Regions from separate parts of the Homo sapiens genome. Here region 2 is linked to region 1. A link is a loop called in an ENCODE intact Hi-C map of the cell type or tissue named here. Cell type or tissue: PC-3. All regions are shown on one strand. Each heading gives the region's core, and the rest is flanking DNA. Links, peaks and the distances in the headings are about the cores only.

The links. Hi-C counts contacts between places; a loop is a spot of excess contacts. Peaks named below come from ENCODE experiments on the same cell type or tissue, not always from the same donor. Only the 100,000 strongest peaks of a DNase experiment are listed, where the experiment ranks them.
Region 2: it touches region 1 in a loop (2.6-fold over the local background); 1 of 110 quality-filtered maps calls a loop at or near these places.

The regions. Positions count from the first base shown.
Region 1 is chr1:35,285,988-35,292,405 of GRCh38, forward strand. All of the region lies in intron 1 of ZMYM4 (zinc finger MYM-type containing 4), which reads left to right. It also overlaps the pseudogene RN7SL503P. Among named protein-coding and RNA genes, the nearest start is that of ZMYM4, 20 kb to the left of the region's middle. In PC-3, for the core only: no CTCF peak of the experiment used is centred there; a DNase peak (open chromatin) is centred at 2,964; H3K27ac peaks cover 800 bases.
Region 2 is chr1:34,893,191-34,899,608 of GRCh38, forward strand. The region is part of intron 5 of DLGAP3 (DLG associated protein 3); the gene reads right to left. Among named protein-coding and RNA genes, the nearest start is that of DLGAP3, 33 kb to the right of the region's middle. In PC-3, for the core only: a CTCF peak has its summit at 3,632; no DNase peak of the experiment used is centred there.

The sequences.
Region 1 (6,418 bases), core at 577-5,576:
TGAGGATGCCTTCTTTCACCATGTCTATTCAGTGTAGTATTAGAAGTTCTAGCCAGAAGTTAAGCAAGAAAAAGGAAATAAAAAGCATTCAAATTGGACAGGAAGAAGTAAAACTATCTCTATTTAAAGGTGACATGATCTTATACGTAGAATACCCTTAAAGTTATGCCAAAAACAAAACTGTGCAAGTTAGTAAGAAATTCAGCAAAGTTGCAGGATATGGCATCAACACACAAAAATCAGTTGTATTTATGTACACTAGAACAATCCCAAAAGGAAATTTTAAGAAAACAATTTCATTTACATTAGAGTCAAGAAGAAAAAAAAAATACTGAAACACCTGTATCCCTTTGACTTAACTCCAATAGTCCTTGAAAGATTCCTCCCCGTCCGCCAAAAAAATAGAACCAGGCTCATCTATACATACGCTACTTCAGACCTGGAATTAACTTGTTTTGCAAGACGCCTCAGTACCTTTCAGTGGAAGATGTTATCTGGAGACCACAGCCTGAACTCAGACAAGCTTTTTGAAGTTAGAATCTTTATGAGATGGTGTAAGTTGCTTATTTCCCATTCACTCCTGAGCCTGCCTGCCTCTGTCTGCCTATTTTTTTTTTTTTTTTTTTTAAGAGACAGGATCGTACTCTGTTGCCCAGGTTGGAATGCAGTGGCATGATCACGGCTCACTGAAGGCTTGACCTCCTGGGCTCAAGCAATCCTCCCACCTCACCCACCTGAGCAGCTAGGACCACAGACAATACCCTTGTGCCTGGCTATTTAAATAATTTTTTTTTTTTTTTTTTTTTTTTTTTTTTTTTTTTTTGTAGAGACAGGGTCTCCATATGTTGTCCAGGCTGGTCTTGAACTCCTGGGCTCAAGCAGTCCTCCACCTCTGCCTCCCAAAGATTATAGGTGTGAACCACCCTGCCTGGCCCTAGCTTATCTTTCTGTTTTGGCACTGAAATTCTTCTCTTTAGGAACACTGAAATGATCTAATAATCACCAAATCTAATGGATGCTTTTCAGAGATTATTTTATTTGACTTTTCTTAGATCTTTATTTGACCTTTCTTATTTCTGTTGCCCTTCCTTCCTCGACTTTTTCCTTGTTTTATGAGATGGCATTCTCATGGTTCTCCTCTTGAATTGCTCTTTTTGCGTGCTCAATAAGTGTTATTCCCTCAGCTTGTATTTTCTTGAGCAATCTCTTCTACAATAGTGGTTTTACTTAATTTTTTTTTTTTTTTTACTTAGTATTTTTTAAGAGATGGGGTCTTGCTATATTACCCAGGCTGGCCTTGAACTCCTGGCCTCAAGTGATCCTCCTTCCTTGGCCTCCCAAAGTGCTGGGATTACAGGCATCAGCCACTGGCTTATAGTAGTAGTTTTAGGATCTACCCATTAAGTACATTATGTGATTTCCATTTTACTTCTTCGCTTCTGTTTTTGTCTTTAAAACTAAAAATCTTGTGTTTTTGCTGTCATACAAATACTGCAAATTCACTATGTCTACAACTGAACTCCTACTTCCTTCTTCCCTGCCAATTACTTGCTCACACACCTAGTGCCCTCCCCTTCTCAACTTGTTATTTTTCCTATTTATTTTATTTTTATTTTTATTTTATTTTATTTTTTGGGGGACGGAGTCTTGCTCTGTCACCCAGGCTGGAATGCAGTGACGCAATCTCGGCTCACTGCAACCTCCATCTCCCGGGTTCAAGCGATTCTCCTGCCTTAGCCTCCCATGTAGCTGGGATTACAGGCATGCGCCACCATGCCTGGCTAATTTTTGTATTTTTAGTAGAGATGGGGTTTCACCATGTTGGTCAGGCTGGTCTCGAACTCCTGACCTCGCGGTCTACCAGCCTTGGCCTCCCAAAATGCTAGGATTACAGACGTGAGCCCCCACTCCCGGCCTATTTTTATTTTTATTTTAGAGACAGTCTTGCTATGTTGCCCTGGATGGAATGCAGTGGCAAGATCATAGCCCTCTGCAGCCCCAGTCTGTTATTCTTCACATATTATCTCTATTAGTTACTGGCTTCTAGTCACCCAAGTTAGAAATCTGTGAGTCATCTTTTGTTTCTTCCCTTTCCCTTACTGTTTAGTTTTAATTGCTAAGTCTTGTTAATACTACATCAGGTATGATTTTAAAAACATTTTTGATGTTCTACTGCCACCACCTTAGTTCTGGTACTCATTTTGCATGTTTTGTCTTTTGACTTTCCTTGCTTTTACAACTCTTCTTTTCGCACTCCCTTCTTTACTGTTTCCTCTACCCCATTCATTTTTACACATTGGAGACAGATTTTTCTTCTAAAATGAAAACATGTTTATCTTTGAGGTAACAAGTTGGCTCCCTTATTATTCCAGTTCTCTAAGGTGGTTATTGGTCAGAGTTTTTTCCTGTGGCGAAAGGCAGCTTGCCTTACAGCTCTGACTCCTATCAGAAATTTACTTTTTCTTTGTGGGAGAGTTTCTTTCTGAATGTCTTTGCTACTATCACGCTAGCTTTGGTAGAGGCCCTGCTCGTGACCCCACCCTCTGTGGTGACAGAATCTTTGCCTAATTCCACCCAGCACAGCTGAGACCAGGCTGTGATTATTTCAAAACAGACTTTATTAAAAACTTAGTATAATAGGGAATTGCAGAACAAATATGTATGTATTTATATATGTATTATGTGTGGCTGATCTAGGAGAAATAGGCAGCATCTACTTGCTGAGCTTTCAGTTGTCTCATGGTGAGCAGAGGGCATCTTTTCTTTGAAACTCAGAAGCAGGTTGAAATCTGGGGGAATTAACTTATTTTTTTCCTTTCTTCCAAAGACCTTATTTCATGACCTATAATTTGTGTCCTGGCTGACTAACATTGGGAATATCAGTTCACTTTAGGAGATTCAGTCTCCTTCCTGCTCAGATTTATTGTTACTCTGTCTCCAGTAGAACAAATAGACCATTAGTACAGAAGAGATTCATTCATTGAACAAATATTTAGGACATGTGTCAGATGTGGTTCCAAGTGCTGGACAAAGAATAATAAGGAAGTTAAGCTTTGTGCTAGTGGTGGGGGTAAGATAGAAAATAAAAAAGAAATAGAGAAAATAATTTTAGGTAGTGAAGAAAACAGGACAGCATAAGATAATATGATAGTGATTGCAGTAGGAAGAATAGATAATTCTCTGAGCATGTTGGTTTTTGTGTATGATCTAAAGAGTATGATCTCTTAAAAAGATTCTTTTGGCTCCTGTATATGAGATGAACTTCAGGGAGCAAGATGGGAAACAGAGGGTCAGTTAGGAAGCTATTGGTATAATTCAGGTATGAAAGTAATCATTGGAGTAGAGTGTAGATGATGAGAATTGGTTGGGATATATTTTGGAGGTACAGTCAATAGGACTTGTTGATAAATGTAGTGAAATAAAGAAGACCACTAACCCCTAGGTAGCAGGGTTAGTGCTAGATAGTTGGTGGCACCATTAATTGAGATAGGAAAACTGGGGAAAGAATACACAGTGGTCGGGATGAAGGAGGAAGCTATTATTTCCTTACTTTAGATCACTCCACTGATTTAAAAATTGGTGATTACTTAACACCTACAGTGTAGTCTGAATCAGGGGTTCTCAACGTTGGCACTGTTGGCATTATGGACCAGGTAATTCTTTGTTGTGGGGTATTGTCTTGTGCATTGTGGGATATTCAGCTGCATACTTAACCCACTATCAACTAAGATGTCAATAGCACTGCCCCACTAGTTGTGGTAACTAAAAATATCTCCAGACATTACCAGTATCTTCTGGGGAACAAAATTGCCCCTGGTTGAATACCACTGGTCCAGATACTTTTACCATATATCCTAAAGACCTTTTTAGATTGTTGTATTCTATGTATAATAGCTGCTTTTCATACCATTCACTTATATAAATTATGACAATATATCATAGTGATTGACTTGCCAGTTTTCTTTCTTTTCTTTTTTTTCTTTTCTTTTCTTTTCTTTCAGATGGAGTCTCACTCTGTCACCTAGGCTGGAGTGCGGTGGTGCGATCTCAACTCACTGCAGCCCCTGGCTTCCGGGCTCAAGTGATTCTCCCACCTCAGCCTCTGAAGTAGCTGAGATTACAGATGCGCACTACCACGCCCAGCTAATTTTTGTATTTTTAGTAGAGACAGGGTTTCTCCATGTTGGCCAGGCTGGCCTTGAACTCCTGACCTCAAGTGATCCACCCGCCTTGGCCTCCCAAAATGCTGGGATTACAGGCGTGAGCCATCTCTCCTGGACTGACTTTCCAGTTTTCTTGTCTTTTTAAAAATCATATTTTATTCAGCCATAACTACTAATTGTACTTATGCTTAGCATATTTCTTTCTAGGATATTTCTTTGCAGGTATGTGTTTTTACATGGTTAACATCACATGTACAGTTCTGTTTCCTGATCTTATTTACTTACTTAGTTTTTATTTTTTTAGAGACGGGATCCGGCTCTGTCACCCAGGCTGGGGTGCAGTGGTGCAATCATAGCTCACTGCAGCTTTGAACTCCTGAGCTCAAGGGATCCTCCTGCCTCTCCAATAGCTAGGACTAGAGGTGCATGCCACCATGCCTGGCTCATTTTTCATTTTTTGTAGAGATTGGGGTCTTGCTATGTTGCCCAGGCTGGTCTTGAACTCCTGGCCTCAAACAATCTTCCTGCCTTGGCCTTCCAAAGTGTGTTGGGATTATAGGAATGAGCCACCATGCCTGGCTGGATGAAAATATTCTAGAATTGATTGTGGTAATGATTGTACTGCTCTGAATATACTAAGCACAATTGAATTGTGCAATTTAAATTGATGAGTTATGTGGCATTTGAATTATATCTCAATAAAGCTGTTATTTTTAAAAAAGAAGCTAAACCAAATAGCATTATATGTAGTTTCTGTCTGTAGCTCTAGTTCTCTAGAAATTAAATTACTGGTTCAGGCATGTGATAAATATTTTTGAAATAAGGTTTATTACAGTATAATTTATATAGAGTAAAATTCATCCTTTCATTGTACAGTTCTGTAAGGTTTGACATATGCATATAGTGGTAAAATTAGCACTATAATCAAGATGCAGTACATTTTCATTTCTTGTTCATGGGTTTTTATATAAACATGTTTTCATTTTTCTTGGGTAAAAGGAGTAGGATTACTGGATCATATAAATACTGTATGTCTTCTTATATTGTGTTTTGAGAGTTCTTTATATATTTTGGATACACATCCTTTATTAATGTTTTGAAAATATTCCCCCCAGTTTGTGGCTTGTTTTCACTTTCTTTTTTTTTGCAGAAATAGGGTGCCGGGTCTTGCTTTGTTGCCTAGGCTGGTCTCATATTTCTGGCCTGAAGTGACCCTCCCACATCAGCTTCATTTTCTTAAGTGTTTTTCAAAGAGCAGAAATTTTTTATTTTGATGAAGTCTACTTTATCAATTTTTTTCTTTTATGGATTATGCTTTTTGTGTCATATCTAACTTCTGTGCCTTTTAGCATTTTATTTTTTTCTGTCTCCAGATGTCTTTCTACCTGCTCTTCCTTCAAGAACCAGCTTTTTCTTTCTTTTCCCTTTTGTCTCCAGACATAGCTACAGTTATTAGCAATAATAGTAGTGGTAGTGATTGTTACTTTTTTTTTTTTTTTTTTTTGAGACAGAGTTTCACTCTTGTCACCCCGGCTGGAGTGCAATGGTGCAATCTCAGCTCACTGCAACCTATGCCTCCTGAGTTCAAGCGATTCTCCTGCCTCAGTCTCCCAAGTAACTGGGATTACAGGTGCCTGCCACCGCGCCTGTCTACTTTTTGTATTTTTAGTAGATACAGGGTTTCACCATGTGTTGGCCAGGCTGGTCTTGAACTCCTGACCTCAGGTGATCTACTTGACCTCCCAAAGTGCTGGGATTACAGGCATGAGCCACCGTGCCCAGCCATGATTGTTACTATTTAGCAGGCCCTTTTTGCACCACATTCCCGCTTTGATACCATAGTGTTTTTATTTGAGTCTTGCAAGTAAAGACTATTCTAAAGTTAGTTGGGAACTGAAGCCCAAGATAGAGATTGAGGCAAGTGAATATACACACAGACATTCAGACACACAAATTTAATTTTCTAGAAATCAGCAGATAGATAGCATCAGAAGACCTAAGAGAAAGCATATCTTGGTTTAGTCTTGTGTTTTTGTTTTAGTTTTAGACACAGGGTGTTGGTATGTTGCCCAGGCTGGAACGCAGTAGCTAATCTCAGGCGCGACCCCACTACTGATCAGTATGGGAGTTTTGAACTGCTCCGTTTCTGACCTGAGCCAGTTCACTCCTCCTTAGGTAACCTGGTGGTCTCCTGCACTTGGGAGGTTACCATATTGATGTCTACCATTGTGCAGATACCCAATTGGCATAGCTAG
Region 2 (6,418 bases), core at 796-5,795, 390 kb before region 1:
AAAAAAAAACAATGAACACCAGAAGGCAGTGGAGTGGTATATTCTAAGTGCTGAAAGAAAAATAACTGTCAGCCAGGAATTTTATATCCAGCAAAACTATTCTTCCAAGATGAAGTAAAAATAAAAACATTTCCAGATAAATGTAGACTGAATAATTTATTGCCAGGAGACTTATATTATGAGAAGCACTAATGGAAGTCCTTCAGGCTAAAGGGAAAATAAAGTAATAGCCAATGGTAACTCAAATACAGAAGAAGAAATAAAGAGCACCAGAAATGGTAAATATGTGAGTAAATACAAGAGCCTCTATAAATATATTTTCCTCACTTCCTCTCTTAACTTCTTTAAAAGATGTAAGATTACACAAAGCACTTATTATAATACCAATGTTGGTTTATAACAAGTGTTAGGTTTAAAACATATATAGGTAATATATGACAGTAATAGCAAAAAGGGGGAAAATGAGTTATATTAGAGCAATGCTCCTATATTTTACCATAATTATATTTTGATAAGCTAAGATATACATTGTAATTCCTAGTGCAATCACTAAGAAAGTAACTCAAATTGTATAGTAAAAAATTAACAAATAAATATAAATGGTACACTAAAATATTTATTGATTTAATACAAAAGAAGACAGTAAAGAAGGAACAGAGGATCAAAAAATAATATGACAGTCCAACCACATCAATAACCACATTAAGATGTGAAGGTCTGGCATGGTGGCTCATGCCTGTAATCCCAGAACTTTGGGAGGCCAAGGTGGGTGGATCACTTGAGCTCAGAAGTTTTGAGACCAGCCTGGGCAACATAGTGAAGCCCCATCTCTACAAGAAATACAAAAATTAGCCAGGCATGGTGGTATGTGTCTCTAGTTCCAGCTACTTGGGGAACTGAGGTGGGAGGATTGATTGAGCCTGGGAGGTCAAGGCTGCAGTGAGCCATGTTCACACCACTACCTTGTAGCTTAATGACAGAGCAAGACCCTTCCTCAAAAACAAATTAAATAAATAAAATAAAACATGAATGGACAAAAACACTCATTCAAAAGGCATAGTGATAAGATAAAGCAAAAAAAAAAAAAAAACCATTAGATGCTGTCTACAGGAGACATACCTTAAATCTGAAACACAAACAGTTGAAAGTAAAAGAATGGGGAAAAGATATACTATGCAAACTATACCATGAGAGAATTTTCCAGAATTGATGAAAAACATGAATCCACAGACCTATGGAGCACACACATGAATATATCATAGCAAAACTGCAGAACAATAAAATCAAAGCAAGATCTCAACAGCAACCTGAGAGAAATTAAAACTACCTACAAAGACAATCAGGATGATAGCAGACTCCTTAACGGCAACAACAGACAGATGACAAAAGAATATCTTCAAAACACTTAGAGAAAATAAATGTTAAGCTAGAATTCCCACAATAAGCTAAACTGTATCAAACAGTATGGGTAAAATATATTTTTTGTTAAAGTCCAAGTTTGCTACTAACAGATATTCACTGAAAAAATTACTAAAGAATATACTTTAGGAGGAAACAATGAGATGTAAGGAGGTAAAGTGAGGAGTAAAAAAGGTAGAGATGTGAGTACATACAATCAAGAGCTAATAATATAAAAAGTAACAATAATAATAGAGACTAATTTGACAGGTTAAAAGGTAGAACTAAAATACTGGGCAATAAGTCCACATAAGAAGGGAAGAAGTCAAGGAAATTAAAGTGTCCTAAGATCACTTAAGTATTTGAGGTGATGGGTATGTCAATTCACTTGATTTCATTATTCCATATTGTATTCATAAGTCATAACATTACTTTATACCCCATAAATATATACACCCACAATTTGTCAATTTATAATAAAAATTAAAAGTAAAATAGGCCAGGAGCATTGGCTCATGCCTGTAATCCCAGAACTTTGGGAGGCCAAGGCAGGCGGATGACGAGGTCAGGAGATCGAGACGATCCTGGCTAACACGGTGAAACCCCGTCTGTACTAAAAATACAAAAAAATTAGCCAGGCGTGGTGGCGGGCGCCTGTAGTCTCAGCTACTCCGGAGACTGAGGCAGAAGAATGGCGTGAACCCAGGAAGCGGAGCTTGCAGTGAGCCGAGATCATGCCACTGCACTCCTACCTGGGCGACAGAGCGAGACTGTCTCAAAAAAAAAAAAAAATTAAAATAATAATAATAATAAGTAAAATAAATGCTGAAAGAAATCAAAGAAGAACTGAATAAATGGAAATACATCCAATATTCAAGGATAATAATACTTAATATTGTTAAGAATACAATACTCCATAAATTAATCTACACATTCAGAGCAATCCCTTCAAATTCCCAACTATATTTTTTATAGAAATCAACAAGCCTACCCAAAATCCATGTGTATATGCAAAGGAAACACAAAACACAAAGCAGTCTTTAAAAGGAGTAACAAAATTGTATAATTTCAGCTTACCAAAATCAATCCTTACCACACAGTTACAGCAATCAAAGCATGTGGTAATAGCATAAAGATAGGTTCAAGCAGACCAATGGAATAAATTTTAAGGTTCATTAATAAACACATGCATTTATGGTAAATTGGTTTTGAAAAAGGGGCCAAGAAATTTCAATGAGGACATAAAAGCCTTTTCAACAAATGATGCTGGGAAAATTGGATATCCGCATTCAAAAACATAAAGCTGGACCCCTAACTTGAATCACACATACACACACACACACACACACACACACACACACACACACTACTCAAAGTGGGTCATACATCTAAATATAAATGTTAAACTACAAAATTCTTAGGAGAAATATTAGAGTAAATTTTTGTGATCTTGCATTAGACAAAGATTTCTTAAATTTTACACCAAAGCACAATCAAGAAGAGAAAAATTGATGAATTATGCATCATCAAGTTTAAAATGTTTTGTTCTCCAAACAACAACATAAAAAATATAAAAATACAAATTACTGAATAGTGGAAACCACTCCAGCTGACACCTTGGTCAGATTTCTAGCCTCCAGAATTGTGAGAAAATAAATTTTTGTTGCCAAAAAAAAGAAGAACAAGAAGGGAAGAGGTCATCAAAATCAGAATGTCGGCCAGGTGTGGTGGCTCATGTCTGTAAACCCAGCACTTTGGGAGGCCAAGGTGAGTGGATCACCTGATATCAGGAGTTGGGAACCAGCCTGGCCAACATAGTGAAACCCCGTCTCTACTACAAATACAAAACAGTTAGCCAGGTGTGGTGGCGCACACGTGTAATCCCAGTTATTCGGGAGGCTGAGGCAGGAGAATCGCTTGAACCCGGGAGATGGAGGTTGCAGTGAGCAGAGATCTAGCCACTGCACTCTGGCCTGGGCAACAGAGCCAGACTCCATCACACACACACACACACACACACACACACACAAAATCAAACTGTCCTATGGTCTCTGTATTGTTTAGGAGGAGCACAGAAAAAACTGTCAGCTTCAGACGTTAAGTCAAATATGCATATGAAAATTATAAGGGTAACCACAAAGAATAAAATACAATATATAACTATTAAACCAGTGTGGGATTTGGTGGGGAGAAGAATAAAGAAAACTCAAACCAAAAGGAGGCAGCAAAGGAGCAGGAAAGCACCAGTCCAAAGGCAAGATAAATAGAAGGCACAAAATAAGATGACAGAAATAAACCCAAGGGTTAGGGCTAGGGTCATCACACTACCCTAGGTTTAGGCCAAGGGGTAATCACAGATAATCTGTAATCACAATAAATATAAATGTACTAAACTCTCAAGCAATTATCAGAATGGATATAGGTAAAATGTAGCTATAACTATTTTCAAAAAATATACCTGAGACATAGACAAAAAGCTTTAAAGTAAAAGATGGAAAAAGGTGTTTTAGGCAAATACTAAACGAAAAAAAAATAGACTGAAGAGGAAAAAAGTATTATGAGACATAATAGGGTGACATCTCTAGTGCTTTAAACTTATTTCATCTTCTATAAAGCAAGAATAAGAAGCCATACCTCCAGGCTAAATATGTCAAGTATATGTGATGTTAGATAATGCAAAGTGCTAAGAAGAAGGAGAAAGAGCAGGAGGAAGAAGACAGAGAAGACCTCAACAATGACAGTACAGGGAAGGGGAATAGGAAATGTTGGAAAGGGAGAGTTAAATTAAAATTTTAGGGCATTTGGGAAAAGACCTGAAAGAAGTTAGGAAGTGATCCATGGGAGTGGCTGGGAAGGGGACATCCAGGCAAAGGTAGTGGCAAATGCAAGGGCCCTAGGGAGTCTAGTGTGGCTGGAGTGGGAGGGAGGGGAACAGCCTTAGGAGAGGAACTCAGAGGCAGCTCCACTCCAGCGAGGTCACCAGGTCATGCAGGCCTCGAAAGCCATGGTTAGGTTCTTGATGTTTACTCTGAGCAACGTGAGGGTTTTGAACAGAAGAGCGAGTGTGATTATAGTTTTTAAAGATCATGTGGGCTGTAATGAGAGAGGATGAAGTGGAGCAAGAGCAAATACAGGAGACCAACTACAAGGCAGTGCCATCGTCCAGACAAAAGGACATGGTGCCTGGAAGAACCGGTGGCAGTGGAGATGGTGAGGAGTGGTTGGATCCTGGATATATTTTAAAGGTGGGACCAGCAGGATCAGCTGAAGGATTGGAGGTGAGTTGTGAGAGAGAGAAAGTGGTCAAGACTGACTTCAGGCTTTTAAACCAGAGCTTCTAGAAGGATAAAGTTGCCATTATCTGAAATGGAGAATTCAGAGGATAGAGCAGCAACTGCGGCAGCCAGGGGCGGGAGGGGATTGTGGAGGGTGTGTGTATCAGCAGTTTAGTTTTGGACATCTTAAGTTTGAGATGTCTACTAAACATCCGAATGAGATTTCAATACACAGTTAGACATATATGCCTGGCATTTACAAGAGAGTTTGGGCTGGAGATATACATTTGGTAGTCATCAGGCTCTCAGCCATGAGCCCAGACAAGATCACCTAAGGAGTAGGTATAGAGAGAAGTCCAGGGACTGAGCCCTAGAAAACTCCAGTGTTTAGATCCTGGGGAGTTATAGAGGCACCCAAGACACAGACTGAGGATAAGCAGCCAGGGAGGGAATCTAGGAGAATGTAGAGGGTGTGGTGTCCTCCAAGCCAACCAAGTAAAGTCTTTCAGGAAGGAAGGAGTCTTCAACTGTGTTACATGTGGCTGATGGGTGAGGTAAAATGAGGGCTAAGCATTAACTCGTGGGTTTAACAACATAGGCTGGTCTGATGTAAAAAGAGAGCTGTGCCAATCAGATTTCCTGGTTCAGGCAATGGAACAAAGGAATACTGAGAGACTGCAGCAGTGAACAATGAGAGCCAACGTGGACAGTCTTTTGCATTGCATTTTTTCCCCAGCATACAGTAAAAATAGCTAACCTTTATTGAGTGCTGGCTATGTGCCAAGAACACTATTATGATGCCTATTTTTAAAAAGGGAAAGTGGGGCTCAAAAAAAGTCAAGTAACTTGCCCCAGGTCAGTCAGCTGGTAAGTAGCCAAGCTGGAATTCAACCCCATCTCATGTGTTTAATCACTAAATGCTGCTGCTTCCGTCTAATTAAGGGGAAAGTCTACACTTAGATATGGAACTCACATTTATAAAATGCCATTTTTGGGCCAAGTACCTTGTGTTTGCATACATTTTCTCACTGAACTCTCAAAAACCCCTGCAAAATAACTGTCCCTAACCATTGCCATTTTAAAGATGAGAAATGGAGGTGTTGAAAAGTAAGGTCTCTTGCTGGTGGTTCCTCAGGACAGAGGGGTAAGGTGGCAGAATTCAGGCCCAGATCATGTCTGAGGCTGCAGCTTGGCCTGCGCCCTGTCTGTACAAATCAATTCTACTTTTTTTTTTTTTTTTTTTTAAGACAGAGCCTCACTGTGTCGCCCAGGCTGGAATGCAGTGGCACCATCTCGGCTCATTCTCGCCATTCTCCTGCCTCAGCCTCCCGAGTAGCTGGGACTACAGGCACCCGCCACCATGCCTGGCTAATTTTTTATATTTTTAGTAGAGACGGGGTTTCACCGTGTTAGCCAGGCTGGTCTTGGTCTCCTGACCTCGTGATCCGACCACCTCGGCCTCCCAAAGTGCTGGGATCACAGGCGAGAGCCACTGCACCCGGCCAATCCTACCTTTTACATGGGGGCAAGGAGGGAGCAATCAGGCCTGTGAAGAGCCCCAGGGCACTGGCGTTGCCCTTACAAGCTCATCACTTTGAGGACACTTGGTGGGTTTTAAGGCTGTGATTCTCTGAGACTCCCAGCCTGAGTCAGCTCCAGGAGTCCTAAGGCAGGTTTCCCAGTTTCCCCAGAGCCAGGCCTGAGCTCTCTCCACAGGCAGACCCTCTGATTTTAAGTCCTAAGCT